2 separate regions of the Homo sapiens genome follow, and region 2 is linked to region 1. A link is an interaction called in ENCODE POLR2A ChIA-PET data of the cell type or tissue named here. Cell type or tissue: Panc1. All regions are shown on one strand. Each heading gives the region's core, and the rest is flanking DNA. Links, peaks and the distances in the headings are about the cores only.

Region 1 (16,464 bases), core at 7,174-11,173:
CCTGTGGTGATCAGACACCAATGGAATGTGGGTGAATAATCAGGCAGGCGTCCCCACAGTGATTAAACACCAAGGGAAGACTGTCTTCCCAAGTCCATGACTGGCGCCAGAGTTTTGGGTCCACGGATAAAATGTGTCTCCTTTTCTCTACTAGAGAAGAAAAAGAACTGGAATTGGAAGGACAGGGAGATTGAAGGGTAGCAAGAGAGGAAGATTGAAGGGTAGTGAGAGAGGCTGGAGAAAAGTGAAAAGACCGCTTACCCGATTTGAAATTGGTGAGATGTTCCTTGAGCTGGTTGGTCTGAGGACCCGAGGTCGTAGGTGGGTCTCCTCACAGAGTGAGGGCAAGGACAGCGGACTGGTCCCCCAAAGGAGTCTCTCTGACCTGGGTCTTCAGCACCAAATGTCACGCATGTCTGTGTGAAAAGACCACCAAACAGGCTTTGTGTGAGCAACAAGGCTGTTTATTTCACCTGGGTGCAGGTGGGCTGAGTCCAAAAAGAGAGTGAGGGGAGATAGGGGTGGGGCTGTTTTACAGGATTTGGGTGGGTAGTGGAAAATTACAGTCAAAGGGGGTTGTTCTCTTATTGGCAGGGGCGGGGGTCACAAGGTGCTCAGTGGGGGAGCTTCTGAGCCAGGAGAAGGAATTTCACAAGGTTAATCACTCAGTTAAGGTGGGGCAGGAACAAATCACAATGGTGGAATGTCATCAGTTAAGGCAGGAACCAGCCATTTTCACTTCTTTTGTGATTCTTCACTTGCTTCAGGCCCTCTGGATGTATATGTGCAGGCTTGGGCTCAGAGGCCTGACACCCATGAGGTTGAGGCCGCAGTAAGCCATGATTGCACCACTGCATTCCAGCTTGGGTGACAGAGCTAGACCCTGTCTCAGAAAACAAACAAAAAACAAACCAAAAGAAAAAACAAAAAACCAAAGTGGCTCTCCAGCCAGCACGTAAAAATGTGTAAAGACAAAGGAAGATTATATTGACACATGGAGAGAAAAGAAACCAACCCATTCCCTTTATTAGAAGGCTGGGATCTCTAAGAAGCAGATTACAAAATAAGTCCAGCAACCAAGCACACAGGGGAGGTCCCTCCATAAATGGTGGGTGAGGAGACATGGAGGGTAAAGATCAGCCATGTGAATGGGATAAGTATTCAGATAACATTTTGGGGTTCAAGCAATTTTGGCTTCTACAAAAACATTGACTTGATCTTTGTTGCATGCTACTTGCAAATGTTGTTTTCTTTTCCAGAAAACTCTTTGGTAATGGTGTCTATTCTGCAATTCACATACTTTCTGAAATTCTAGGAAAAGGGGAATAAGTCAACAGCAGCCATATTCCAGGAATTTAATGGCAGGGGAATTGTTGAAACCAGTGCCCAGAAATAAGAGTAACATCTGTTTGTTACTCCTTTCAGGTCTGATCTTAAGACGTTCCTGTTGCATCTATCTTCCACAGTTACATCCTCAGACTTTTGACATCCCCTACTTGGCTATTCTGGGTGTCATTTTGCTAACCTCTTCAGTCATGCCAGTCTCAAGTTTATCTCTAACCTGTCCACTTGATTCTTCTGGTCCCTCCACTGATGTTCATCTGTCTCAATCCTGCATTAAGAGCTCACATCATCACCATTAGTAACACAGCAGAGTGGATAATTCCCACCTCCATATTTTTATTCATTTTTTTGAGACAGTCTTGCTCTGTTGCTCTACAGGCTGGAGTGCAGTGGTGCGATCTTGGCTCACTGCAACCTCCACTTCCTGGGTTCAAGCAATTCTCATGCCTCAGCCTCCTGAGTAGCTGGGACTACAGGTGTGCACCACCACGCCTGGCTAATTTTTTTGTATTTTTAGTAGAGATGGAGTTTCACTATGTTGGTCAGGCTGGTCTTGAACTCCTGTCCACAAGTGATCCACCCTCTTTGGCCTCCCAAAGTGCTGGGATTACAAGTCTAAACCACTGTGCCCGGCCATATTTTTATTCATTTATTCACTCATTCATTCATTCAATAAGCATTGAGTACCTCCTATAGCTCAGGAAATATGCTAGATCCTGGGGCTTGAGAGATAAATGAGACACAGATTCTGTCCTTTTTAGAGCTCATAGTCTAGTTCATGGGTGGGAATAGATGTGCTAAGAAGTAATGGGCACATAGTGTATTATATGTCCCCAATCTGCACATAGTATAATATATTCCCCAATAGAGCCATGCAAATGGCATAATATAAACAGAATAGGGGGTAAAGAACTCTGCTGGAGGAAGGCACAGAGAGGACTTCCCAGAGGAGGTAACATTTGATGTGTCGTAAAGAAGGTTTCCATTCAAAGGAAGGGATAAGGGCATTTCACACAGAAGGAATGGGAAGACAACGGTTTCAAAGGAGTATGGCATGTTCAGGAGATGGCAATCAGTTTGACAAGGCAAAGGAGGCTGTTTTGTGCTTAATCATGCATGGTTTTAAAGCTAGACTGTATGAAAGTACCCAGTGTGCATTTCGACGAGCTATTAAACTTATGTGCCTCAGTTTTCCTATATGTAAAATGTGGATAAATACAGCTTCTATCCCATAGGATCGTTTTGAAATTTTAACGTGTTAACACACCTAAACACTCAAAAACAAAGCTTTATATGTTGTAACTGCACAGAAAAATGTTTGGTGTCATTTACTTATTGCCATCATCGTTGTCATCATCATCATCCCTGCTTTGCCTCTTTTTATCCTTACATTTAACTAGTCACTAAGTTGTCTCTGTTCTACTCAATATTTCTCAAATCCATATCCTTATTACTATCCCCATTCCTATTGCCTTAATTTAAGCTCTTATCCTCTAATACTTAGTCTTGCTGCCTCCGATGATTTCTCTAGCAGTTGAATTCGTACACATTCCATCAAGCCTTGGAGGAAGGAAACCAATGGAGATGAGATTAGAAAAGTAATCAGGGACTAGATAATCAAGAGTCTGCTATGGCACCATAAGAGGTTTTGACTTTATTCTGTAGCTTATGAAGAGCCATTAAATATTTTAAGCAGAGAAGTGGCAATAGGATTTGCACTGTATAAAGACAATGTGGAAATTTAGAGATGTACTCTACAGGTGTCTTTGGAAGATTGGCTGGTGAGGAGAGGAGAGGGAGGGGAAGGAAGGAATCAAGAAGACGCTTAGGGTTTGGGGCTTGAGAAACTTGGTGGATCAGGTACCATCTTCTGAGATGACTGGAGTATGGAGTTTGGGAGAGGGTGTGGCTGGAAATGAAACTAGAGAGGAAAGAATGACTTAAATCACAAAACACTTTGGGCTTTATCCCCTGAGTCCAGAAGTAAGGGCGAAGAAATGGACACTTTTTTTTCTCGGGAAAAAAAGATAGGAAAAAGTAGAGCATTCATTCTCTTCTGTTGGCTTCTCTTCTTTGCATCCTATGATAAAGTCCTTCTCTTAGCCAATCCTTAAATGCCCTCATTTGCCCTTTCAGGTTATTTAAAATGTAATTATCATTAAAGAACCAGAGAAAGTCTATCTCTTCTCAACATTGATGGAGTCTGACTACCCCAGCCCACACTAAATCTCTTTTCTGATTGCTTATTGTATTAAATATTCTGATGCTCAGTTTAGTGCTTAATAGGTCTCTAATTACTTCCTGTCATAGCTTTATCTTCCTAACTACATTGAATTGCTACCTTTAAAGGCAAAATAAATTACTGAATCCTCCAAAAGGTATACAGTAGAAACTCTATACTACCTTATGGGTTCAGAGAGGGTTAGACGGAACCTTAAGACTAACTTGTCTAGTGGTGTTCAACCTAGAATTTCACATTCCAATATGGTTATAATAGTGTCCGCATGCTGTTTTTCTTAGTTTAAGCCTCTAATAGCTGTTGCATATTTTCTTATATAAAGTCTGTGCAAGCTTCTTTGGGCAATAGTTATATTAATCCAGTTTAGTAACACTGGGGATCACATAAGAAATGAATCAGTTACTTAACAACTTCTGGTTGATTAAAAAAAATTCTTTCAAAAGATAGCAAGTATGAGAAAGGATAAAAGCATTCCTTGGTGGTAACATCACTAATCATCAAGGATATACAAATCAAAACCACAGTGCAATATCATTTCACACCTGTTTAAAATGGCTATTATCAAAAAGATGAGGCAATTTTTGGCAAGAGTGTGGAGAAAAGGAGACCTTTGTACATGGTTGGTGGGAATGTAAATTAGTATAATCAATATGGAAAACAGAACAGAGGCTCCTCAAAGCTAAAAATAGAAATACCATATATCCAGCAATCTATCTATGGGTGCATAACCAAAGGAAATGAAATTACCACCCCCATGTTTATGCATTATAATTATGCAGCATAATTTATTGCAGCATAATTCACAATATCCAAGATCTAGAAACAATAACCAAGATATGGAAACAACCTAAGTGTCCATTGATGAATGAATAGATAAAGAATTTATGGTACATGTCTACAATGGAATATGATTCAGCCTTAAAAAAGAGAGATCTTGCCATTTGTGACATGGTTGAACCTAGAGGACGTTATGCTAAGTGAAATAAGCCAGACATGGAAAGAAGAGTACTATATGATCTCATTTATGTGCAATCTAAAAAGAAAAACAAAGCTCAAATGCATAGAAACAGAATAGAACAGGGGTGGGGAGATGAAGAGACAGAAGTCAAAGGGTAAAAAGTTAGTTATGTAGGATGAAGAAATCTGGAGATCTAGTGTATAACATAACTATCCTATAGTTAATAGAATTGTATTTTATACTGAAAATTCACTGAAAGTAGACCTTATGTACTTTTGCCACCCACACTAAAAAAGTAACTATGTGAGATGATGAATATGCTAATTTGCTTCTTGACTGTAGTGACCATTTCATTATGTATGTTTGTCAAGACATCATGTTGTACACCTTAAATATATACTATTTTTTTTTTTAAATTACTTGGTGGTAGAAATTAGCAAACACTAATCTAGGCCAGCTCTCTTATTTTAGTGGTGTGCAAACTGAGACAGAAGGCCCTAGCTGAGGAACTAGCCCAAGGTCATAACCTACTCAATAGCTGGCACAGGGCTGGAAAGCAGACCCTCACACTCTAGCTCGGTGCTGGTCTACCGAGAGTTTCCCATTTCTACTGGGAATTGCTATTGACACATGCAGGGCAGAGGAAAAGGAAACTAATAATTGTTGAAGGCTTAATATTTACAAGTCACTGTATGGATGCTTTATTATGTATTATCTCCTTTCTCCTCTGCACACACACGCACACACATGTGTGCACACACACCCACACAAAACCCTATGAAGTGGCTCTTAATTTCCTTTCTTTCTCTCTCCTTCTTCCTCTTTTTCTTCTTTCCTCCTCCATCCCTCCCTCCCTCCCTTCCTTCCCTTTCTTTCTTTCTACAAAACTGAGACCATCAAGGATTAAGAAATGCTGCCCAAGTCAGCCAAGTCTAAAGTGTCTCTCCAAATCTAGAATATTTCAGGATATTTACATGGCTCTCAGGTGCACACCTTCCTGTTTTTGAGAAAAGTTCATGGGATGGGAACCTTGAAAGGTCCTGGGAAAAATATGGTGGCCTAGTGCTCAAGAGAGTACTAGAGAAAATGGTAAAAGTCCCAGGTAAACCAGAAAATTCTTCAAACCCAGTTCTTTTCAGATTTTGTATCTGGCCTGAACCACATTATCTGCCTCCCTCTACTCTCCAGTTCTCTGTCTCTACTGGCACAGCCCAGCCCCTCTCTCCTCCCCTAACCTTCTGAGATCTCCACTAAGGGACAGTCTAAGCAATGGAAATAGGCAACTTTGCCCTTTATCTCTAGGTCCTTCCTCTATCCTGACACGGCTATCTAGTTGCAAATCCAGATATCAAGTTGAACTTCAAGTTTACAATGTGTCAATCTTCAACTAGCTCCTCTTCCACTATTTCCCATTTCTGCAATGGCATTATGATCTCCCCAGTCAGCGAGGCTTGACCCTCAGAAATCTCTCTTGTCTCACATCGTTGCAGGTCTAAGCCCTGTAGGAGCCACTCCCTAATTTCCTTCACAGTCTTTCCTACCATCCACAGCCACCACCAATTCTCCATCACAGACTTCATAGCCCCTCACCTGGATTACTGCGATGACCTCTTGCTTTCCTGTCCCATCTCAATCACTCTCTCATTCTATCCATCCCATTTCCATATCTTGCCAGGTTAATTTTTTTGAAAGCTCAGCCCTGATCATGTCATATGACTCCTTAAAAACTGCCAGTGTTTTCCTGTCACTACCAAGGTAAATACAAAGCTTGACTCATGTTCAAGCCTCACCCAATTTCATTTCTCATCTCCAGTATCCCTATAGCATCTTCTATGGATGACAACAGTAAACTGCTTCTATACCATTATTTCCCCCGACTCTTCCATCTCAAAGCTTTTCCATCTCCATGGAGCAGTTGATACTACCGTTCCCTTTTCCTGGGATGCCTCCACATTCAAGACAAGGGATGAAAGGAAGGATGATAGGAAAATTATTATAGGACTTTTCATAATCATTTTAGTTTGTTATAGGCAAACACTGGTATATAAGGAATGACATTTTGACTGCTTGGGGGAGGTATTTTTAAAACATCTTTTGTAGTGTATGTACAAAAATGAAGCTGCTGCTTATACTCAAGTGCTGGTCAACTTTCTGGTATTTTCTGCCTTTGTGAACCAAGACATTTCATGTATTTCCTACGCTTCCTTGGTGGAAAAAAAAAAACAAACCATAGTGTTCTAGAAAAGCATGAGAAAAAATAGCCTTTCCACCCAAACACAGGCTTTGTTACCAACCAGGCAGCTTGAGGTGTTGGGGACCCATCAAAGAGGAGGGTTGAGACTTTAGGTGGCAGGCCTGGGCAGAGAGTGGTGGGTGGGGCCCAAAGGCAGACTCTGCAGGGGCCTGGAATTTAACCTTGTGACCAGAGAAAGTGCTTGTGTTTGCATTTGCAACATGTGTTTATTGTAATCATTACAAAAGAATCCTGACTTTATGCCTGTGTTCTCTGCATGCTGTCCATAGACTATCTGTATCAGAATCAGCTGGAGAGCTTGTTTAAAGGCAGGTTACTGGGCCCCTGAGAATTCTATCAATCAGGACTGAGGCACTGGGACCCTGGCATTTCTGTTTCCAACAAGCCGCCCGCCTCTGAAACTTGGGAGCTCCTGTAGGCTGTGCTCTCCTCACAGGCAGAGACGCTATGGAGAGGTCTTGGGTCCAGGGCTGTTCGTCTACTTGTAACAAAACCACTGAAGCCCCCAGTTTCCACTTCCTACCCTTCCTGATAGCACATCTTCCCAGAACAATGACATATTTTTGTTCCCTACTAGTTACTGATTTTTAAACTCTTTTTTCTTTATTCTGTCTTCTATTTCTCCCACTTCCTACTCATTGAGACCATGGTTTTATTCAGTCAACCAGAGTCCTAAGTTTCCATTTTTAGGGAAATTTTGCAATTTGTCTCTCAAGTTGCTCTCCGAATCAGTCACAGTCTGGCCAAGATTGATCTCAGATGTACTCTACAACTCCAGTAATACTTTCCCTGTGAAATTTCAGAATTCTTTTTGCTCCAAATTTGAGATATACTTTCAGTCCTTTAATGTCCTCTGTGAAATGTGGTACCTTTATTTCAATAATTCCTTCCTTGGCTGAATGTGTAGACTTTCCTGTGTCTTCTTTCTTGGGAATAATAGAATCATGGAAGAACAGAACCAGTAGGCAGGTGACCGTAATTGTGTGTGGAACTACAGAAATATTTTTTTTTTTTGCAGAGCTCTTGTCTATATTAACAATTGGAGCCACTCCAAATCAGCATGTCAGCATCATTCTGGTGGACCAATCTCATGTGATCCTGTTAAAGAAACATCTGCTGGCCAAGCTGCCCTTCTGGCATACAGGCCAGGCAAGAGCGTTCCACATGCCCCCATAGGTATGAGTCTAGTCCAGGTTCGCTGTACCCCGTCCAGATGTCACTGCCAGCTCTGGCTGGCCCCAATCACCAGAGGTAAACTAAAAATTCAAGGAAGAAGTTCCAAATTCTAGGACCCTTTGAGTCAAGGCCCTGTTGGTCCAGCTCTAAGGGTGAGACTGCCAGTAGACCAACTATATATCAACACCACAACTTCCAGGTTGAGATCAGTTGGCTGTATCTAAAGACAGCTGAGGATGTTCATTTGTTTACCCTTTATGAGGTAGTGGTTGTTTTATATTATTTTGAAAGTTTTTACTTCTGATAATGAGAAAACTCCTATTCTAATACTAGGTACTATATGAATTATATCCCTTCTTCTCTCCCTCCCTTCCTCCCTCCCTTCCCTTCTTCCTCCCTTCCTCTTTTCCTTCCTTCCCTCCTTCTTTCCCTCCTTGTCCTGCCTGCCATGGTGAAATGCACAGCTGTACTATCTTGCCTGGCCTAACACAAACCATTACAAAGGGCCACAATTGAAGGCCCTGCTCACACACCCAAGTCCGAGCCCCAAAGTCACCAAAATCCTCTCTACAGGTATACAATATTTCTTTCAATCAAAATTCCACTGTTTTATTTGCTCAGTTAAATGCTGAGTGGACAATGAAATTGCTCAAGGACCAAATTATTTTCTGAGGAGTCAGGCCTCTTCTCATCTGAGTTCTTAACTGAGAAATAAAACAAAGGGTGACCGAAGGAGACATAAATATAATGATTGTTATTACCAGTAATAATAAAATCTGAGGCACGAATAGGGATTTGTAACTAAATTAGGCAGAGAGTCACAGCAGAGCCAATGACCAATTTCCTTCCAAGAGTAAAGTCGGTGAAGCTGAGGGGAACATGCCTGGTTTATTTTTTGTCAAGGTTGCCAATCTGGGTAATCGCCGTCCTCCTCATGCCCTTCTCACAGGCTGTGTGCAGGGCTACAAAGGGAGGGCCAAGAGTGATTAACCGGAAGCCATCCATTTGGAAGTAAACATAAATGAAAGAGTTATTTCTCCCGCAAAATTATTTTATGAACCAAATTGTTATTAGAAGTCCATAATTCTTTATCAAAATCAAAAGAGCTGTCAAAAAAAAATTTCTTATGAGTTTGCAAAAAAACACGTGGTGGCAAAATCTTACCTAAAATGATATGAGGTTACCTAAGACATTTACTTATCCCATCTAATTGAATATTTATATGCTTTGATACTAAAATATAAAAGTTTTGATTATGGGGTGTAGACACAGTTGGGTATGCTATTTTAAATGCAGTATGTGCACCACGTTACTGTTCTGAAATGTATACAATTCTGAGTCATGAAACGTAATGATGGAGTAGCATATGCATAGAATCATAGGTAAGAATGAAAAGGAGAAGGAGGAAAGAGAACATACATTCCTTCTTTATCCCCCATCAATCCTGAGAGGTAGATATTCTTCCCATTTAACAGTCAGAGAATGGTGGTCCAGGAAAGATGGACAAACTGAGGCCCAATAAAAGGCCAGGGTTAGGACTCAGGCCAAGGACTCAGTCAGTTTGGCTAACTTCCCTCCTTCCTGACCATGACCCCAGAAGTGTGTTGGTCAATGCCATCATGTTAGGATGAGGAAATTGGAGAGCAAAGAGTAGAGTATCTTGCCCTGGGACTAGAATCCTGGTGTGTTTCTGGCTACAATTTGCCTCCTCTGAAAATAAAATTTCATACCAATTCCTCCCCTTCCCCATGATACAAAAACAATGACTGAACAGAATGAAGGATTTCTAGATCCTTGCTTTCATGTATAGATTTCCTTTATAAAAATGCATTTAATGTGTGATTGTTCATTTGCATGTCCATTTTCCGACAATATTGGTCCTTAAAGCAGAGGACCAGGTCTTTCTTTTTTGTACCCCTCAGAGCTGAGCACAATTCTCAGCATGTAACAGGTGGTCCATCAGTAAACAGAACGAATAAATGAATGAATGAAAAGTTTGAGGTCTCTGTGTCTGCAGCGTTAATCCAGGCTGCCTGGGGTAACTCCTATCTCACCTCCACATTTTCCTGATCCTCCAGACCTTAGGGTACCCCCTACCCACAGACTCCCACCTACAGAACAGCAGGTACATTGCAACACAAACCCACCAAGGGACAAACATCAGAGAGGATATGAGAACCTGTTCCTATAAAGCATAGGTGGGTCTTACTGGAGTTCTCTGTTTATCAGGCCTCTCTAGGATCTTTACCTTTAGAAACAACTTAGAAAGCAAGAGAGAAAGAGAAGGTGGTAAAGAAAACAGGAGTCTTTAATTCTGGGTCAACTTTCACTTCTTGACACGCAGCAAGGTCTATTAGAAAATGCTACCACAGCAGGAGTTATTGTTTCCTAGGGTATCAGAGAAGAGAGAAACTGATTTAAAGCTGTATATAAGTACATAACATTTTATGTCAATTTTTTGAAATTAAAGTTTAAAAAAGTCAGGTGTTAATGGAACCCAGAGAGCAGGAGAACATTTTCCCTTATTTTTATTTTTTAGAAGGAATCTCGCTCTGTCACACAGGCTGGAGTGCAGTGATGTGATCTCGGCTCACTGCAACCTCTGACTCCTGGGTTCAAGCGATTCTCCTGCCTCAGCCTCCCAAGTAGCTGGGATTACACGTGTGTGCCACCACACCCAGCTAATTTTTGTATTTTTAGTAGAGACGAGGTTTCACCATGATGTCCAGGCTGGTCTTGAACTCCTGACCTCAGGTGATCCGCCTGCCTCGGCCTCCCAAAGTGCTGGGATTATAGACGTGAGCCACTACGCCTGACCAGGACTCGATTTCTTTAAGCTCCTTGTGTTCTCTGTGGCTGATCCATCACCTCTGTGGCATAAGTAAATGTGGGGAAGACTGCTACTTCTTCTAGCTGGTCAGAACCTTTATGGAGACATAGATTAAAAAAAAAAAAAAAACCTTTCCTGCAAGGCTGGATAGCCAGTTATTTTAATGATCTGAAATCACCTAAGATTAAAGTACTTTGAATTTGATTTTGATACATAGTGTTCTATAGAAAGCACAAGCAAAAATAAATAATTCATGAATTACGTAGTACATGTATGATTTACTTACAGCTCAGAACTCATGCTAACTCAGAGAACATCAAACACCCTACACCCTGGCCTGCCATTTAAAGCAGCATTTAGGGGGATGAAGGATAAGACAGAACACAGGAGATGCACTGTAACTTTATATATGGCAATAAAAAACTTACATATTTGCTGGGAAATAAATTGAACAATGATGAACATAAAAGGTGGCTTTGAGAAAACTAGAAGTATCAAGAGATTGACTCCTGATGCCATGAAATAAATCATAATTGAGCCTTTAACAACATGGGGATTCGGGGCACTGACCCCCTGAGCCCTTGAAAATCCACAGATAACTTGACTCCCCCAAAACTTGACTACTAATAGCCTACTGTTGACGGGAAGTCTTACTGATAACATAAACAACACACATTTTGTATGCTATAAGTAGTATATACTGAATTCTTACAATAAGATAAGCAAGAGAAAGAAAATATTATTTAAAAAATCAGAAAAAGGGAATATATTTACTATTTATTAAATGGAAGAAATCATCAGAAAGATCTTCATCCTTGTCTTCATGTTGAGCAGGCTAAGGAGGAGGAGGAGGAGGAGGAAGGAGTTGGTCTTGTTCCAGGAGTGGCAGAGGTGGCAGAAAATCTGCGTCTAAGTGGTCCCACACATTCAAACCCAAGTTGTTCCCGGGTCCACTGTATGTCTGTTATGTTACAGCCTTCTCGCTAGGCTTTTTCCTAATTAATTCTTCATAATATCTTGTGATTTTTTTCAGTCTTTTCTGAATATTCCTGTTTCCTAATAAAATTTTAACTATTAAAAAAAACCCCTAAAATCCCTACAATGATCAGGAGAGGAACATAATTTTGTAAGTTTCCAGTGTATTTACTAGATCATTGTTTTGCAAACATTTTGTTAAATAGCACAAATCTGTCTCCCCCTCACCAGCCATTGTCCCCCTCCTTTAGCCCACAGAGCCTCGGCTGGGAGGCTGTTTCAGGCATGACTCCTTCCTGCTGCTGTGTTACATTAATTGAGTTACCCTATGGGTGATCAAACAGTTGTAGAGGTGTAGGGGTGACATAGTATCTGCCTTGGTTAAACTGTATTTTCCTCACAAAAAAGTGATTATATCAATTAAATAGAGAAAAATAATGAAAAATTACCTTTAAATCCTTTATTAGTTTTATAAAATGCAATCCTTTGCACTCTGGGGACATCAAGGCTAACGAGCACCTTCCACCTGGCCCTAGCCCAGGGGAAAGTGCATGTGTCCTGAACCAGGGCAGGGATCAGATCCTTCATTAGTTATATATCCTCCATTAGTTTATTAGTATATTAGTTTAAATCCTTCATTAGTTTTATAAAATGCAATCCTCTGCACTCTAGGGACATCAAGGCAAATGAGCACCTTCCACCTGGCCCTAGCCCAGGGGAAAGTGCATGTGTCCTGAGCCCGGGCAGGAATCAGATGGGAGGCCTTGGCCACCTGAGGCTGGAATTGACCCTACAATTTCAGTTGAGGTGAATCCTCAATGACGAACAAGCTTGTAGTGAAAAGAGGTTCATTCCCACTAAGTTCTGCCTTTTCCATGAAGCCACCTCAGTTGTAAACACCATCTCACTAATGTCTTTGTCTTTGTTAAAGATAAACATCAACAGTAACACCTCATTCTGAGGGGGAATTGTCATGCATATAATGCCCTCCCTCCACCTCTGTATGGATGGAAATAATCACTCTTCCTGGAAAACCAGTCCTTAACAGAGGTTTTATCTCTTTCCTTCTCTTCAAATGTAACTAATTCTTGTGTGAAACTTCTAGTCAGTTTTGGCCTGCTATAACAAATTACTATGGACTGGGTGGCTTATACTCAATTTATTTCTCACAGTTTTGGAAGCTGGAAGTTCAAGATCAAAGTTCTGGCAGATGTGGGGTCTGATGAGGGTTCTCTTCCTGATTTGCAGATGGCCACCTTCTTGCTGTATCCTCACATGATGGAGACAGAGGTCATTTCTCTCATGTTGCTTATTGAGCACTGATCCCATTCATGAGGGATCCACGCTCATGATCTAATTATGTTCCAAAGGCTCTACCTCCAGATACCATCTCACTGGCGATTAGGGCTTCAATGTATGAATTTGGCGGGGGAGGGGGAAAACATTCAGTCCATAGCAGAATTTATTCCTAAGTTAAAAAAAAAATCAACCCCAGAAATTCTGAAAAGATGAAAGATACTCAGTAGGCTAAGACCATAGAGGTCTGTGAGATCAGGGCTGCCAGCTGTGGTGCAGCATTTGATAACACCAAAAATTAACTATCACACCTGCTGCATGACTAGCCATTGTTGCTCCAGTGACTCAATCATTCTAAGGCTTTGCAAGAGGCATGTTAACCTATGTAGGCAATCAGAGTGGCACTTAGGATGGCACATAAAGGAGACCTCCATCATATTAAATTGCCATATTCAAGCCTGTCTTTAAGGCATGATATCCACACAAAGCAGGTGTGATAGCCAACGTGGCAGGTACCAGGCTGCAGAACTCTTGATAAGATCATAAGACAAACTGACTCCATCGACCATAAAATAAATGGTTCTTTCCCCCGCTTCCCCTCCCTTGAGTTTTTGAGTTAGTCTATGTGATATTATTAGCATCTGTCTTACTCGCTCTTTTAAAACAAATACGACAGTCAGTTACTTTAGGAGAAAGAATAAGTCTTGCCAAACAGAGAGGAAAACTGGGCTCTCTGGAATGTGCAGGCCCCAATGGAATATGAAAAAGTGAAGTAGACCCCCAGTCATTGAAGGAATGCACATAGAGCTCCTCAAAGGGAAATCCTGCCACCCACTCTGTGTGGCATGGGCATTTGGGCATTTTGTATAGCATGAACATCTCCCACAGCCACACACACTACCATGCCAAGCCCAAGCAGCAACCTAGATTATGAGGCTTTTAGGGAGCTTGAACACACAAACAGATGACGTTCACCAATGGTCATGAACAGACTGGATGTTGTGCACCAGTTGTTTTGTGAGTTGGTTCATCTAAAACAGTAGCGTCAGTGGGGTAGGGTCTCCCTGAGATCAGCCCTCAGCATTTGCCACTACAGGGGTTGGAAGAGGGGTACAGGGATGGGAGGCTTGTCATGAAATCTGCTTTAGCTAAGATAAGACCCTCATCCAAGCCTCTCTCTCTGGAGCAAACTACCAGGATCAGGATCAGTCTCCTGCCATGACCTGAAGCGACCAGGGGGCAACTCACCTAAAACGGGACTGAGCCTACAGCGGAGCAGCCTGTGTGGTAGCTGAGAGTGGGTCAGAGAGAACCAGCTAACCAAGGTGTTTATTTCAAAATGCTGAAGTCCTCTGGTCTGCATGACAAGCACAGTACAGTGGACCGAGGGGATTCGGCATGGGCTGAAAGTGATCAGATGTGAGCTTGTACACAATGGCAAATAGGTTTTAATGGATACATTAAGCACCTCTGGCTCATAGATGCTCTCTTGGGGACGATCTGGAGGCTGTATCTGAGCCCAACAGGAAAGAGGACCATGATTAGTGGTCCTACGATTAGTGGGAATATCTTCCATGGACCAGGGATGGAAGTGTGGTGGCACATGTACCCTATACATACCATCTCTGAGCTACATACTGACATTAAAAGCTCTGTGTCTGGAAAAGTAAGTTGGAATCTAATCATGGAAAGCTTTAAATGTTAGACTGAAGAATTTGGCCTTTATTTTGTGGAATTTTGTGGTTTGTCTGGTCAGAACACTAGCTATAAAAATAAAGACAGGAAATGCCTTCAGCAGGATTCACACTCTGCACCTGCCGGAGGAGCTATGCAGCACCCTAGTGTCTTACGCTCAGTCGTGTCTCACATTTAAATCACCTGACGGTCTTCCAGTTTGCAAGCCTGCTGCAGGTATTAGAAAAACACTGATGAACTGAGTGTTGGAAAATGACATTATCAGAAGGTATTCTAGGCAGGGATGTGAAAGTTGGATTGAAGAAAGGAGAAAAAAGGGTAGAAGCTGCAATACTAGTTAAGAAGCATTGAAAATCTCCATTTAAGAGTCATACATACCTTGACTAGAACTGTGAAAATAGAAAAGAGGGAAAGAGCTAAGAGATGTTGCAGAAGTGAGCCATATTAGTTTAGCTTGGGTGTAGGGGAGAGAGAAGAGAGACTTCAAAAGTGATGTCAAAGTTTTAAACCTAAGGGACTGGGGAAAGACTGCTGGTCCTATGAACAGAAATAGGGAATTCAAATAAATGAACAAATTTAGACTGGCCTGTGGGGAGGTGGGGAGGAAGGAGATGAGTGGATGCATTTTAGAACCCAGTTATTTTTTGATGATGCCACTGTTACAGACAAACCCACTCACACACAGCCTTTCCCAGACAAAAGACATTGTGTCTTGTCCTATCTTTCCCAGACATCCAAGGGAGGACATCCAATTAGGACAGCTGGCTGGGTTAAAGGTTCAGTCTGTGGCCATGGACTAAAGCCAAATTAACTGGGATGGAATCTGTGCCCTTGACCAAAAGAGCAAAGGACTAACTGGTAATCAGTTTCGGCCATTTCTGCTGTAACATCTAATCAGATATTGGCTTCCTGTCCTCAGCCTTCTTGCCAGCTGGATGGTCACCTTGCCTTACTGCCTGTCCCAGCTATGGGTAGATGTCACACTGAACGTGTTCATCTTTCAGCTGTCTTCTCATCTCTCTCAGTCAAGGGTGAGAATGGATCAGGGAGTGGGAGAGTTTGGCTAGGTCAACAGAGAAGCGTGTGTAATGCCATGCCGGATGCCTGGTAGTGGTGCACTCTGCCTGTCCATCCAGTTTCTGAGTCCTGCTTTATGATGCCAGACTGGAGTTTGCAAATAGTAGTTCCTGCATATCCTCCACCTAATATTTTCTTGTAGATGCTTGATGCCAAGACCCTGTCTCACCTGTTGAGTCCTGGTTCTGTTATCATCAGTTAGCTTAGTAGCTTGATACAAACTTTATTATTTTTCATGATTCCATGGGTTGACTGGGCTCAGATGGATGTCTCACAGGACTCTTATGCAGCTGTGGATGGGTCTGGAACATCCAAGATGCTTCATTCCTATATCTGGCCCTTGGCAAAGAGAGCTGGAAGCTGTGCTCAGCTGGGCTGCTGATGACTGAGTCTCTTGCTCTCACTATGTAGTCTCATGGCCTCTCCTCTTCCATATGGCCTCCTCACAGGGTCTCCCTAGCAGGGTAGCTGAACATCTTACACGGCACCCAGGGATCTCCAAAGCACAAAAGCAGAAACTGTCATGGCTTCTGATGACTTAGGCCCCAGACAGGCACATCTCCGCCAATTCTGTGTTGTTCTGTTGGTTAAGTGGATCATAGAACCAGCCTCGATCGGGA
Region 2 (12,188 bases), core at 8,189-12,188, 210 kb after region 1:
CATAGCTCACTGTAACCTCAAACTCCTGGGTTCAAGTGATCTTCCTGCCTCAGTCTCCCGAGTAGCTAGGACTACAGCAGGCATGTTAATTTTTTGTAGAGATGATCTGTGTTGCCCAGGCTGGCCTTGAACTCCTGGCCTCAAGCGATCCTCCTGCCCCAGCCTTCCAAAGTGCTGAGACTATAGACGTGAGCTACCGCACATGGCCTCACCTTCATTCTTAAAAGATGTTTTGGTTGGGGATAGTATTTTAAGAGCCTTAGTTATTTTCAACATATTGAGGATTCTGTTGTCTTTTAGTGTCTTATTGAAGAGAAGACAGCTGTCAGTCTTTTTGTGCCTTTGAAGTTAATCTACCTTTTTTGTGTGTGCTTTTGAGATGAATTTGTTTTTGCTATCTTGCCTTTTTACTGATGTATCCGGAGCTGGATAAATATATGTGTGTGTGTGTGTGTGTATATATATATATGGATTCTTTATTTTATGGTTTTGATTTGTAGGGCTACTTGAATCTGTGGATTGGTGTCTTTCATCACTTAAGGAAATGGAAAATTATTGCGTATTAACTTCTTCAAATATTCTGTCCTCCTGCTCCCAGAACTTGTATGAAGTCTTTATTAGGCTTCATTGGATCTTAACATGTCTTTTCATTTCAGTATTTTCAGTCCTTTAGATTCTGTGGCTCTGCCATATTTTCAAAGTTTTCTTCTAGGCTTCATTTCAGCTCACTTAATTCTCTCTTCAGCTGTGTATCTTACTCTTAAGCCAGCCCATTTAGTTTGATTCATTAGTTTTATTTCTAGAAGTTCTAGTTTTCCAAATTTTGTTATATCACCTTTAATAGATGACTTCCTTGCAGACAGTGTGTTTTCAAACTTAGATCAAAGACAACCAGGCTTACTATGTCTGTAGGTATGTATTTGTTTATAGTCTGACAATTTTTAAGTCTTTGTGTAGGATTGATTTCTGTTATATTTTCTGTTTTTCCTGTTGGCTGTGAAAATTACTTGTATGAATTTTTTAAGGTCTAGAAGGAAGCTTTCATTTAATTTTGATATACAGGTGTCTGAATATACCAGGGACAGATCATTTTAAGTACATAGCTTGGGGTTTGGAGGGCAATACAGATGAGGTAAATTTGGGCTGTTTGTCCAGGAGAATGAATTTATTCTTGAGGATATAGCATTTTGGGGTTCCTGCTTAATTTGGGAGGGTTACCATAAAGATAGCCACCGTGGACAGGCCCAGAATTTTAACTTTGGTTAAAACCAAAGTTCACGTTGCTGATAATTGGCAGTTGACCTCAGTGCAAAAGTGCCTTCCTTCTGCTCCTGTTTTGCCCTCAGTTTTGGGCTGGTGATTCCTTACTATCTTGTTAGCATTTCAGTGCTTTTAAGATTTTTAACAAAATGTTTTTGTTAAAAAACATCTGTACTTTTAATTCTTTTCCTTTTTTTTTTTTTTTTTTTTTGAGACAGGGTCTTGCTCTTACCCAAGCTGGAGTGCAGCGGTGTGATCTCGGCTCACTGCAGCCTCCTCCTCTGGGTTCAAGCAATTCTCCTGCCTCAGCCTCCTGAGTAGCTGGGACTACAGGTGTGTGCAACCACGCCCGGCTAATTTTTTGTATTTTAGTAGAGACTGGGTTTCACCATTTTGCCCAGGCTGGTCTCTAACTCCTAAGCTCAGGCAATTCGCCTGCCTTGGACTTTCAAAGTGCTAGGATTACAGGCGTGAGCCACTGCGTCCGGCCATATTTTTCATTGGTAGAATTGATCTGCATAATCTAGTTTGTCGCTTTCAGGAATGAAAGTTTTTCACAGAGATCTTGGAATGCAATTTAATGTATAACAAATAAGATTCTCACTGATTTTATTTAATGTCAACTGCAGTAAAATATTAATACAGGTATTAACCTAAACTTGTGTTTCTCAATGTGGTCTACCTGAGAACCACCTCTCAGAAGCTGAGTTTCTTGTTTAGAATGCAGATTTTTGGGTCCCACTTCCTCAGATGTTTTTCTGCTTTATATAGATGATGAAATAGAGCCAGAAGTTGTTTGTCTTAGTTTGTAGATTGCTACAAAGTTGATGTCAGCCCAAATGATCTGACTACAACTGACTAGAAAATTAGGTCTATCTTACAACCAAGAAATACAATGTAGCCAGAATGGGCAGGTTAGAGCAGCCTTCTCTGGAGGAGTAAATGCCTCCTGTTAATGTTCTGTAAATGTTCTGTCTTGGATCCTCTTTACTAAAGTTTCATTTTAAGAATTTAAACTGTAAATGTAATGCTGCAAATGGACATTGAGGTTAGCAGTGTAGCCATTCTGTGAACACATTAAAATGTTACAAAAATTTAAATTTGGAAGTTTTAGGTTTTGTTTCTGTTTTTGACAATTGCTGGGTTTAGTAGACACTATATATTAAACCTAGCAAATCTCAGAATAAATTTGTGTATTGGAAATTATTATATAAATCTGTGTGTTGGAAAACCAAATGCAGTCATGCACCACATAAATACTTAGCCATTATATTAAAGTTGCCTATGGTATTCAATACAGTCACATGCTGTATAGGTGTGTAGCCTGGGAGCAATAGTCTATATCATAGCCTAGGTGCGTAGTAGGCTATACCATCTAGGTTTGTGTAAGTATACTCTGATGTTTGAACAACAATACAATCACCCAGAGACACATTTCTCAGAACATATAATCCACACATGACTGTAATGGTGAATGGGAAATTAGTTCTCATTACCCCCAGTCCCTTCTTTCTCATTAGGTTACTCTGGTTAGGTTTTTGGTGTTTGTTTTCAGAAAGGGTTTATTTGTATTAAAGTATGTGCGTATATGAGTGGAGATATATATATATATATATATATATATATATATATATATATATATTTCCATATCCAAAGGGGATTTCGGCATACATCCTATACCTTGCTTTAGTGTTCCTTCATATCAACTCAGATCTGTTTCATTTGTGACTGCAAAGCATTCCATTTTTGCATATTCCATTATAGTACTAAGTTTATAATAAGCTTTGTGTGCTACCCCAAAGAAGACAACGCTATGATTGTCAAGATCAGATTTAATTCCTGTAATCATGAATTTTGTCAGTTGGGAGAGACAGACCATAGGTCAAACTAATTTATAATTACAGACTGAGACATCTTATGGTGGAAAGAAAAGAAAGCTTTATAGGAGTGTGTGTACAACCAAGAAATCTTACTTAACCGGAATGTGCAGGTTGGAGAAAGCATCTCTGGGGAGTGAAACTTTGAAATGAGAGCCAAAGGATGTGCAGGACTTGTTCAGAGCTGTGGAAGAACCTTCTAGGTGAACATGGAAAGCAAAGGCATTAGATTCTTTATAATTTTTTCATGGTAGAGCTCATAAGTGAATAAATCTGGAGATGGACATATTTTGTTTTTTTAATTTTTATGTTTTTAAGAGACAGTGTCTCATTGTGTTGCCAAGGCTTGTCTTGAACTCCTGGCCTCAAGCGGTCCTTCTGCTTCGGCCTCCCAAAGTGCTGGGATTGCAGGTGTGAGCCATGGTGCCTGGCTGAGATGGACATGTTTAAGGCTTTTGATATTCCTATTGTCAGGTTGCTCTCCAGAAAAGATACGGGAACACTAGCTGGAAATAAGGATGCATGTGCACTACAGGTTTCCCTGTATTAAAAAGAAGTTATTGATGATGTGGTAGACAAACTGGAATCCTACTTGGATTTCTTTGATGTCAGAGTTCAGTATTTTTCTTATTTTTGATTAATATTCATAATTGCTAAACACTTTGTAAATGCTGACTCATTACCCAGCATCACTAGAAAAATTCATCAGTACTATTAGGAATTATTTATAACAAATACAAAATATTTACAGAGTTAGATACATTAGGAAGAATAATTTTCTTTATAATTACTCTAAAGGATAGATACTAGGTCAGTAATAATGTTTCCCCCAAATATTAGCACTTAACTGCTAAAATCAGGATGTTTTCCATTTTTAACTCTTTGTTCATAGGCATAATACGTTGCTATGAAAGTAAACACATGCAGGATTTTGTGAATTAAATATGTATTAAGATTTTAATTTTTACCAGATAACTTGATTCTATTTATTCATAATTTTTTTAGAGACAGGGTCTTGCTGTATTTCCCAGGCAGGCCTTGAACTCCTGTGCTCAAAAGATCTTCCTGTCTCTTGGGCAGCTGGGATTACAGGCTCTTGGGCAGCTGGGATTACAGGCTCGTGCCACTGTGCCTGGCTAAGATAAACTTGATTTTAACATGGATTCTATCTAAACTTGGTTTAGTTTTTTTTGGTAATCTGTAGATTACCTGTGGCATTCTACCATTTTTTTCTGCCTGGATATAACACATCTGCTTTAAGATTTGTTTTTCCAAAAGCAGTATTCTCCAGGTTCATACTAATCTTTTAGTGAGAAGGAACTTAGGATATCCTCTGGTGAGTCTTAACAGTAAACTTACTCAGGTCTGGTAACCACAAGTCTTGACAATGTCCCTAGCATATCTAGGGGAAGCTGGAGGTTGGTGGTTGTCAGTTATCTAACATGAGGTACATGTACATTTGGAGAGATAGGGAAGGCTTACCTAACATTAAGATTGGGACCTAGAGCTTTTGAAATAGTCTAAATGGCTATTTGATCCAGGGATTAAGTCTTTTAAAAAGATATCCAGAGGGCATAGTGAGTACAGTAGGCATCAGATTTTGGTTTTCTTAAACATGAATTACATAAAATGAATATTGCTAAATACGAAATGGATAAATGGATTTAAGATGCTACGTAGTCTAAAAATTTAAGCAGAAATTGACCTTTCTTGATTGTTGAAAGAATTTGAATGAAGATCCTTTTGTACTGTTCCTTTCCTATGATTCTAGCAAATGTTAGTTTTGTTTTTAACCAATGGTGCTATTATCATAGTCTTTATACAACAGATTCTAAAAGCTTAGTGGTAACTTTTTTGTTTTAAGTAATATCCTCTGAAAAATTATTTTTGGTACTAGTAAGGAAGAATTTGCATGTTCCATGAGTTTTTTCTTCTTAACACTGATAGTATTTTAAAGGAAATAGACATTTCTTGGGATAGTTTTCAGTATGGTATTGATTTAAAGGGTTTTGGTTTCTTATTTTTTTTTAATAAATCATATACTTTTTTTTTAACATTGATGTTTCTCTCCATAGATATTTGGAGTTCTTACAACATGGCAGACATTGACAAGTAAGTGGCAGAGAGTTGGTTCTTTTTCAGAGATTTGGCATCACTTTGTACTCTGTTCTTAACAGCAAGTAGTATGAATTATATATTATGAAAATGTAGTTACTAATGCTTAGTACCTACTTTTACAAAAGTCTAGTGCAGTGTATTCAAGGTAAAATATAGAATATATGATCATTAGCATATTTATGATCATATATTCGAAACCATCGTATATACTAAACCATTTGTCACTATTTTTAAGAAAATGCTGAGCATGATAATGGATTATAAATACTTGCAGAATTCATTTTTATTGTATATATTTCCCAAAGATTTACTGCTTGCATTGTAATGTACCAAACACCCAAAATGTGTATAAAATGTATTTATATATAGAGCTTAAGGAATATTCAGACAAGTTAAAAATAGAACATTACTATCAGAAGCCTTGTGTGCCCCTTCTCAATTGCACCTTTCCCTTGCAGACATGTAAGTGCTATCCTGGCTTTTGCTAATTCTTTTCTTTGCTTTCCTTCAGAGCTTTACCACCTATAAATAATCAGTGTTTAATTTTGAAAATCTGAATAGTGATCACAAAGTTAGCTATGTAAAGCAACATTGCCACTTTGCCACTGTTAATTGAAGGCTATAAGATAGGATAACAAGGAAGAAAGACTATCTGGGTCATAGTCTGGCCTCAAGTTTTGTGAGGCTTTATAAAAGACTTATTGTGGAGAAGTATTGGGCAAGGTCATGTGTCCTGGGAAGTATAGGTTTAATCAAGTTGGCATGTGGCAGGATTCTAATGTGGATGGATGTTTTATAGAAACAGGGTCAGGAAGAATGGGATGAGGTACACAGTGTTTGTTGCGTGTAATTTTACAGTAGCCCGTGTTAAAATAGAGCACTTGGGAGTGAGGGGATGCTAAATTATTTTCCATAGCTGTTGTAGGCATCAGCGAATGATAGTGGGAGGGCTGGAAACTTCAGTACAAGATCAACACATAGAAGTACAAATAAGAATTTGGGCCACTCTTACGCATTTTATCTTCAGCATTAAAAAAAAACAGATGAGTGACTTATGCATTCTGTCTTCAGCATTAAAAAAAACGAGAAGAGTGGAAACGGCATTTTTAATAATAATGGTTCCCAAAGTGATTGTCTCCTGTGTCACACCTCTAATTTGGATTGCTTAACCTTGGTGACATGGCTGTCATTGGATCTATTTTACTATCTTCCTGAGGTTTCACCTTGTTTCTCCTCTTGGGTTTGTTGTTTGCCATATCTCACATTGCTTTCTCGGTTTGTTAGTACCTTCTTGGAAGAGTACAAGGGAGCTAAATTATTTTAAGACATGTCATGACTGAAAACGACTATTCTACCTTTATGCCGGATAGTTTGGGTGTAGGATAGTAAGATGGGATCATTTTTCTTCAGAATTTTGAAGGCATTGCTCCATTGTCACCTTGCTTCCAGTGTTGCTGTGTTGAAGTTCAGAGTCATTGTAACTAACCATTTGTGTGTGATAATTAAGAAATATGTACATTTACACTATATATACATTTCTGGAAGCTACTCTGGCTTCAGAGTTCTGAAATTTTCACATTATTATTTTTTTCTCTTAATGTTACATATTCAGTGGTGGACCCTTTCAGTGCAGCAATTCAGTGGCTTTTAGTTCAGGGATATTCTTGATTGAACTTTGTGATTGTCTCATTTGTTTTCTCTTTCTGGAGCTACTATTAGATGTTGTGTGTTGGATTGCTCTCATGACCTTTTGTCCTATTTTCCATCTCTGTCTCTTTGCTCTTCTTTCTGGACAGAACTGAAGACTTTCAGCTTGTGTTGAGTTTTAAAATTTCTGTTGTTTTAGTTTCCAAGACCTGCTTCGTTCTTCCTGTTTTTTTGTTTTTTTTTTTTTTTAAATAGCATCCTCTTCTTGTTTCATTGATGATAATGTCTTTTCTCTGGATGTTTCTTCCATCTTTATAGTCCATTTGCTCTTACATTTTCTTTCTCTCATTTGTTTTGGTCTCAATCTAGGATGCTTTCCTCAAATATAAATCAATACTTGGTTGGCTGCTCATTAAGATTGGATTGGGTGGGGTGTAGGGACACTTCAGACATGTTTAAAAAAGAAAATTGATTGGAAAATTTGAGCGTTGGAGTGGGGAGGCTTGTTAATTTGGGATTTCAGTGTAGGGTCACCAGAGTGGGCATTTGTTAGAAACCCCAGTGTTAGAATGGTCATTTTTTTTTTTTTCTGGGCTAGTCAGATTCATCGTTGAACAGTGTCTGGGTAAAGATCTGGCTTCTGGTGTTCCTTTAAATGTAGAGGAGGCTCTACATTTAGCATTCTAATGTGTACATAGTCCTATATCTTTGATACTGTTGACTGTGTCTGTTGTCTTCCAGTCCAAGTTCTGAATTTTACCCTTTCCTGAGAGGAAACTGAATATTTCTGCTAGTGTAGAGAAGATCTAATGATTTAACTGCTTATCAGTTTTTACTTTCTTGTTTTAGCGACCTTCTCTCCTGTCCCACCCCTTGCCCTAGTTCTAGAAATGTACCTGGTGCTACCAGTTCTTATCCTTTTGAAGACTGATTGGGCTGCTTCTCAGCTTTCCCCACTGCTAATCTTAGATTTCAGTTCTCTCAATGAAATTATCACTTGTCTGGTTTCCAGCTTCCAAAATGTTGCTGCCCTTGTTTTCTTTGATTTCAGTGTTAGCCTGCTAACAAAACAAAACAAAAAAACCCTTTATCATAATTTTAGTGGAGATTTTAGAAGGATTAAGATCAGATGAGTTTGTGGCATCTGCCATCTTAACTTTGCAACTCTCATTTTAAACTTTAAAAAGAGTAAATTGGTTGTGACAGCTTGATTTCCCCCTTCCTTATTATTTAATTTTGGATGCCTGTTAGCCCTGGGAGGGTGGAAGTCAGAGGGGAGTCTTGTGCTTGAAAACCAGAGTCAGTAAACCTTTCTCTGTAAAAGGCTTGGTGGTAAACATTTTCAGCATTTTGGGCCACATACGATTCTCTAACTGCAGTTGGCCCTCTGTGTCTGTGGGTTCAGCATCCATGAGTTTGCATCTATGAATTCAACCAACTGCAGATGGAAAATATTAGGGTAAAAAACAATAAAATATAACAGCACAATAATAAATACAAATAAGCAATAGAACATAACAACTATTGTTTGTTTGTTTTGTTTTTAATAGAGAATTCTTACTGTGTTAATCAGGCTGGTCTTGAACTCCTGGCCTCCAGTGATCCTCTTGCCTTGGCTTCCGGAATGTTGGGATTGTAGGCATGAGCCACTTTGTCTGGCCCAGCATAATACAACTATTTACATAACGTTTATATGGTATATAGTATTATTATAAGTAATCTAGAGGTGATTTAAAGTATGCAGGAGGATGTGCATAGGTTAGTTGTAATTACTGTGCCATTTTATATAAGGGACTTGAACATCCCAGGATTTTGGTAGGGAGGTTTCCTGGAACCAGTCCACCATAGACTCTGAGGGATGACTGTACTCAACTCTGCTGATGTAGTGTGAAAGCAGACAATACATAAATGTAGTGCATCTGTGTTCCAATAAAATTTTATTTACAATAATAGGGTGGGCTGGATTTGGCCACATGGGCATAGTTTGTGGACAGCTGTTTTAAAGCCTTTGGATATAGATGTTCAATTGATTAAAGACACGAGAGGAGGAGATGCTCCAGTTATCTGTAACCAGTGACCGTTAAGTGTGTACACTTATCAAACACTTAAAGTTTATACTAAATCAAAGTTCTTCCAGAAATAGGCTGGGCGTGGTGGCTTATGCCTGTAATCCCAGGATTTTGGAAGGCGGACGTGGGAGGATCACCTGAGGCCAGGAGTTTGAGACCAGCCCAGCCTGTCTCTACTAAAAATACAGAAATTAGCCAGGTGCAGTGGCGCACTCCTGTAGTCCCAGCTATTCAGGAGGCTGAGGCACGAGAATTGCTTGAGCTTGGGGGGCAGAGGTTGCAGTGAGCTGAGATTGTGCCATTGCACTCCAGGCAGCCTGGGTGACAGAGCAAGACACTGTCTCCCAAAAAAAAAAAAGCTTTCAGAAATTGTATGTATCATTTCTGAAGACTGAATTATGCTGGCAGAGTACAGTTGATTTTTTTCTGTACTTGCATGAAAATTAAGTCATTATTTGTCCCTGTGGAAAATTAATTTTTCAAATGCTGTTTAGACACAAAAGCAACTACATTTCTAATCCAAATGTTAAAATAAAAAATTTACACAGGAATTATACAATGATGTTTTACATTGACTTAGGAATCCTTATTTTCCTTTCTAATGCTAGATGTAATCTCATGTTCAATAATTAGATTTTTGGTGATTTTTTTTTTTTAAGATGAAATGGGAAGGATGCTATCTTATTAATTTTTAACCTTCTCTTTGAATGGTGCTATCATCTTGGCTTTGTTCTAAACAAGAGCTAGACTCAGAAGTCTTCACTTTATTCTTTCTCACCTCCACTGTGAAGTAAAGAAAAGGAAACTCCAAAGATAGTATAGGCTAGTATTGTTGCTCCACAGCCATAAGGGATCCAGGACTCTTCTGTTTTCCTAACTCCTTTTTCTTTAGCTGGTGGCTTTCATTCTCTAGGATGCCTCCTGGTCCAGTGTGGCTGCTGGAGCTTGAGCCATCACATTCATATTCTAAGTGGGAGGGGGAGAGGGATTAAGATAAAGGCTTCCCAGCTATCTACCATCCTGTTAAGGATACTTCCTCAAAGAAATACAGCATTTCTGCTTTTTTATCTTGCTGTCAAAATAGTGTAGCTAAAGGTAGGCTAGGAAATGTAGACTTTTAGCTTGGTGTGTTGCCATCTCATATAAAATGAGAATGTTGTTACTAAGAAGGAAAAGTAAAATCAGTAGATATTCGGTTGAATGCACGTACTTGTTGACATCACATTCCCCAAAAACCTGCAAAACCAATTTTATAAAGCTTCAAAAGTATAAACTTTACATTTGACCAGATGCTTTTAATGAAAGTGTAAGCACTTCCAGTGTGTACTTGTTTACATATGAAGTTAGAAAACGGAATTACCTTTTGAATTTCCTATTTCATGTCTTTGAAAGAGATACTAATTTTGAAAATGAATTTTAAGTTTTTCTGTAACTTTTTTTGGTAATTGGTACATTTGAACCTTGGTGTGATACTATGATATTATAGCAAAGAACAGTCTGAACTTGATCAAGATTTGGATGATGTTGAAGAAGTAGAAGAAGAGGAAACTGGTGAAGAAACAAAACTCAAAGGTATTACTTTAAATTACTTCAGGAGCCAGTGATTGCTGGCACATGTCTACTAGAGGGTAGTTATAAGTACCAGTCTATTTTTTTGGACCCTTGCTCATTGTCCCATTTATCTACTGGTCCATACTTCTAGTGTGTGTGTGTGTGTGTGTGTGTGTGTGTGTGTGTGTGTGTGTAAGGGGCGGGTAGGTATAGATACAGCAACTCAATTAGAAGTCATTGTTTGCATCCTGCACTGTTGGAGTGACTTGGTGTACTTGTGTCAAACAGCTGCCCATGAGTTTTGTCTGAATTTAGAAATGTTACAGGTTGTGATGTGGTGCTTATAACAGTATGTTTAGTGTTTAATATATGGAGAACATGTAGTGTGTGTCTTTTTAAAGATCCACTCCTTCAAGCAGAAGAGCCATTTATTAAATGTAGGTAATATTCACAATTTATTTTAGCAGATATTTTTAAAAGGAGTGGTGGTGGGGGATTGTACTACTTAGGGTATGTCTTGTAGATCTGCGCCAAGAATATTAAGGTACCAGATGACTCAGCTTTTCATTTTTAAGCCGGATGGAAGTTAATTGTGAAAAGACTTCAGAACTTGTATTAATAGCTTCAGCTTTTGTTTAGTAACATTTTCTTAACAGATACAGAACTGTATCCTCAGTGACCAATATTGATATTTAAAAATCTGTATTGGTTATCCTGGCTGTGTGTACATCATCTAGTAATTGAATTATTATCAGAAGTAAATTGACCTCAAAAAAAGTAATTGGGAAAATTAAGTTTATGGCACTTTGTGTAATAACTGTATTGATGATGAAGAGAAGGTTAGTACTGTAATTTGTTTTGTATAAGTCTAGTGCATATTTGGATTGAGTATGTTTTTAAAAAGCCATTGAAAACCACATTTTGTTTGGCTTTAGTTACAGTCTTTGACTGTCCCAACTATTAACTTTATTAACTTTATTCATACACATAGAAATACATTACACAAGCATCAAACATAAACATTCAGATCACTCACTTCATCTTTCTCCTGGGCCTAAAACTGTCAGTATATTTGCAGTTTTCTGATATGTGTTGTCTGCATTCAGAGGACTGTCAAGAGTCATAGATAGGCATCTGAATGAAGCTTTGAGCTTCTTAAAATGCAAGGTGGGTGAAACACAGGATACCAGGAAGAGAAAGGATATTGTTCATATAGTTGTGGCAGTGGCCTTGAGAACTGTCTTGACTAGAGATAGATTAGGAATCTGAATTATTCCTGAACATTGGGTTTTCCTTTAGTGTATTCTCTTTAGCTTTCCCTGCCCGTCTCTACTCATTAGATATACCAGCAATTTATGGGCCAGTTAGGAAAACTTCATGAGATTGGATTGTCCTATTAAAAAAGCATAATACATTTTCATAAAATCCTTCTTTCGATGCCCTTTTTTTTTTAAAGCACGTCAGCTAACTGTTCAGATGATGCAAAATCCTCAGATTCTTGCAGCCCTTCAAGAAAGACTTGATGGTCTGGTAGAAACACCAACAGGATACATTGAAAGGTACAGCTTTTCCATAGTCCTTATTTATCTTTCTATAATCAACGTTGCAGGCGTATCTATTTTTAAGACCATCTAGGATTTAGATATGCAATAGTGGAAACCTATTG

What was found. ChIA-PET counts read pairs that join two places held together with the same protein. Peaks named below come from ENCODE experiments on the same cell type or tissue, not always from the same donor. Only the 100,000 strongest peaks of a DNase experiment are listed, where the experiment ranks them.
Region 2: POLR2A ChIA-PET joins it to region 1 with 6 read pairs; 3 of 35 experiments call an interaction of 5 or more read pairs at or near these places.

Annotation. Positions count from the first base shown.
Region 1 is chr12:76,276,068-76,292,531 of GRCh38, reverse strand. LNCOG (lncRNA osteogenesis associated) reads right to left here. Exons shown (of 4, transcript NR_146531.1): 2 at 262-416. Among named protein-coding and RNA genes, the nearest start is that of LNCOG, 24 kb to the right of the region's middle. In Panc1, for the core only: no CTCF peak of the experiment used is centred there; no DNase peak of the experiment used is centred there.
Region 2 is chr12:76,067,264-76,079,451 of GRCh38, reverse strand. It overlaps NAP1L1 (nucleosome assembly protein 1 like 1), which reads left to right. Exons shown (of 15, transcript NM_004537.7): 2 at 5,213-5,249; 3 at 10,458-10,543; 4 at 11,979-12,081. The coding sequence starts at 5,233. Among named protein-coding and RNA genes, the nearest start is that of NAP1L1, 11 kb to the left of the region's middle. In Panc1, for the core only: no CTCF peak of the experiment used is centred there; no DNase peak of the experiment used is centred there; H3K27ac peaks cover 1,157 bases.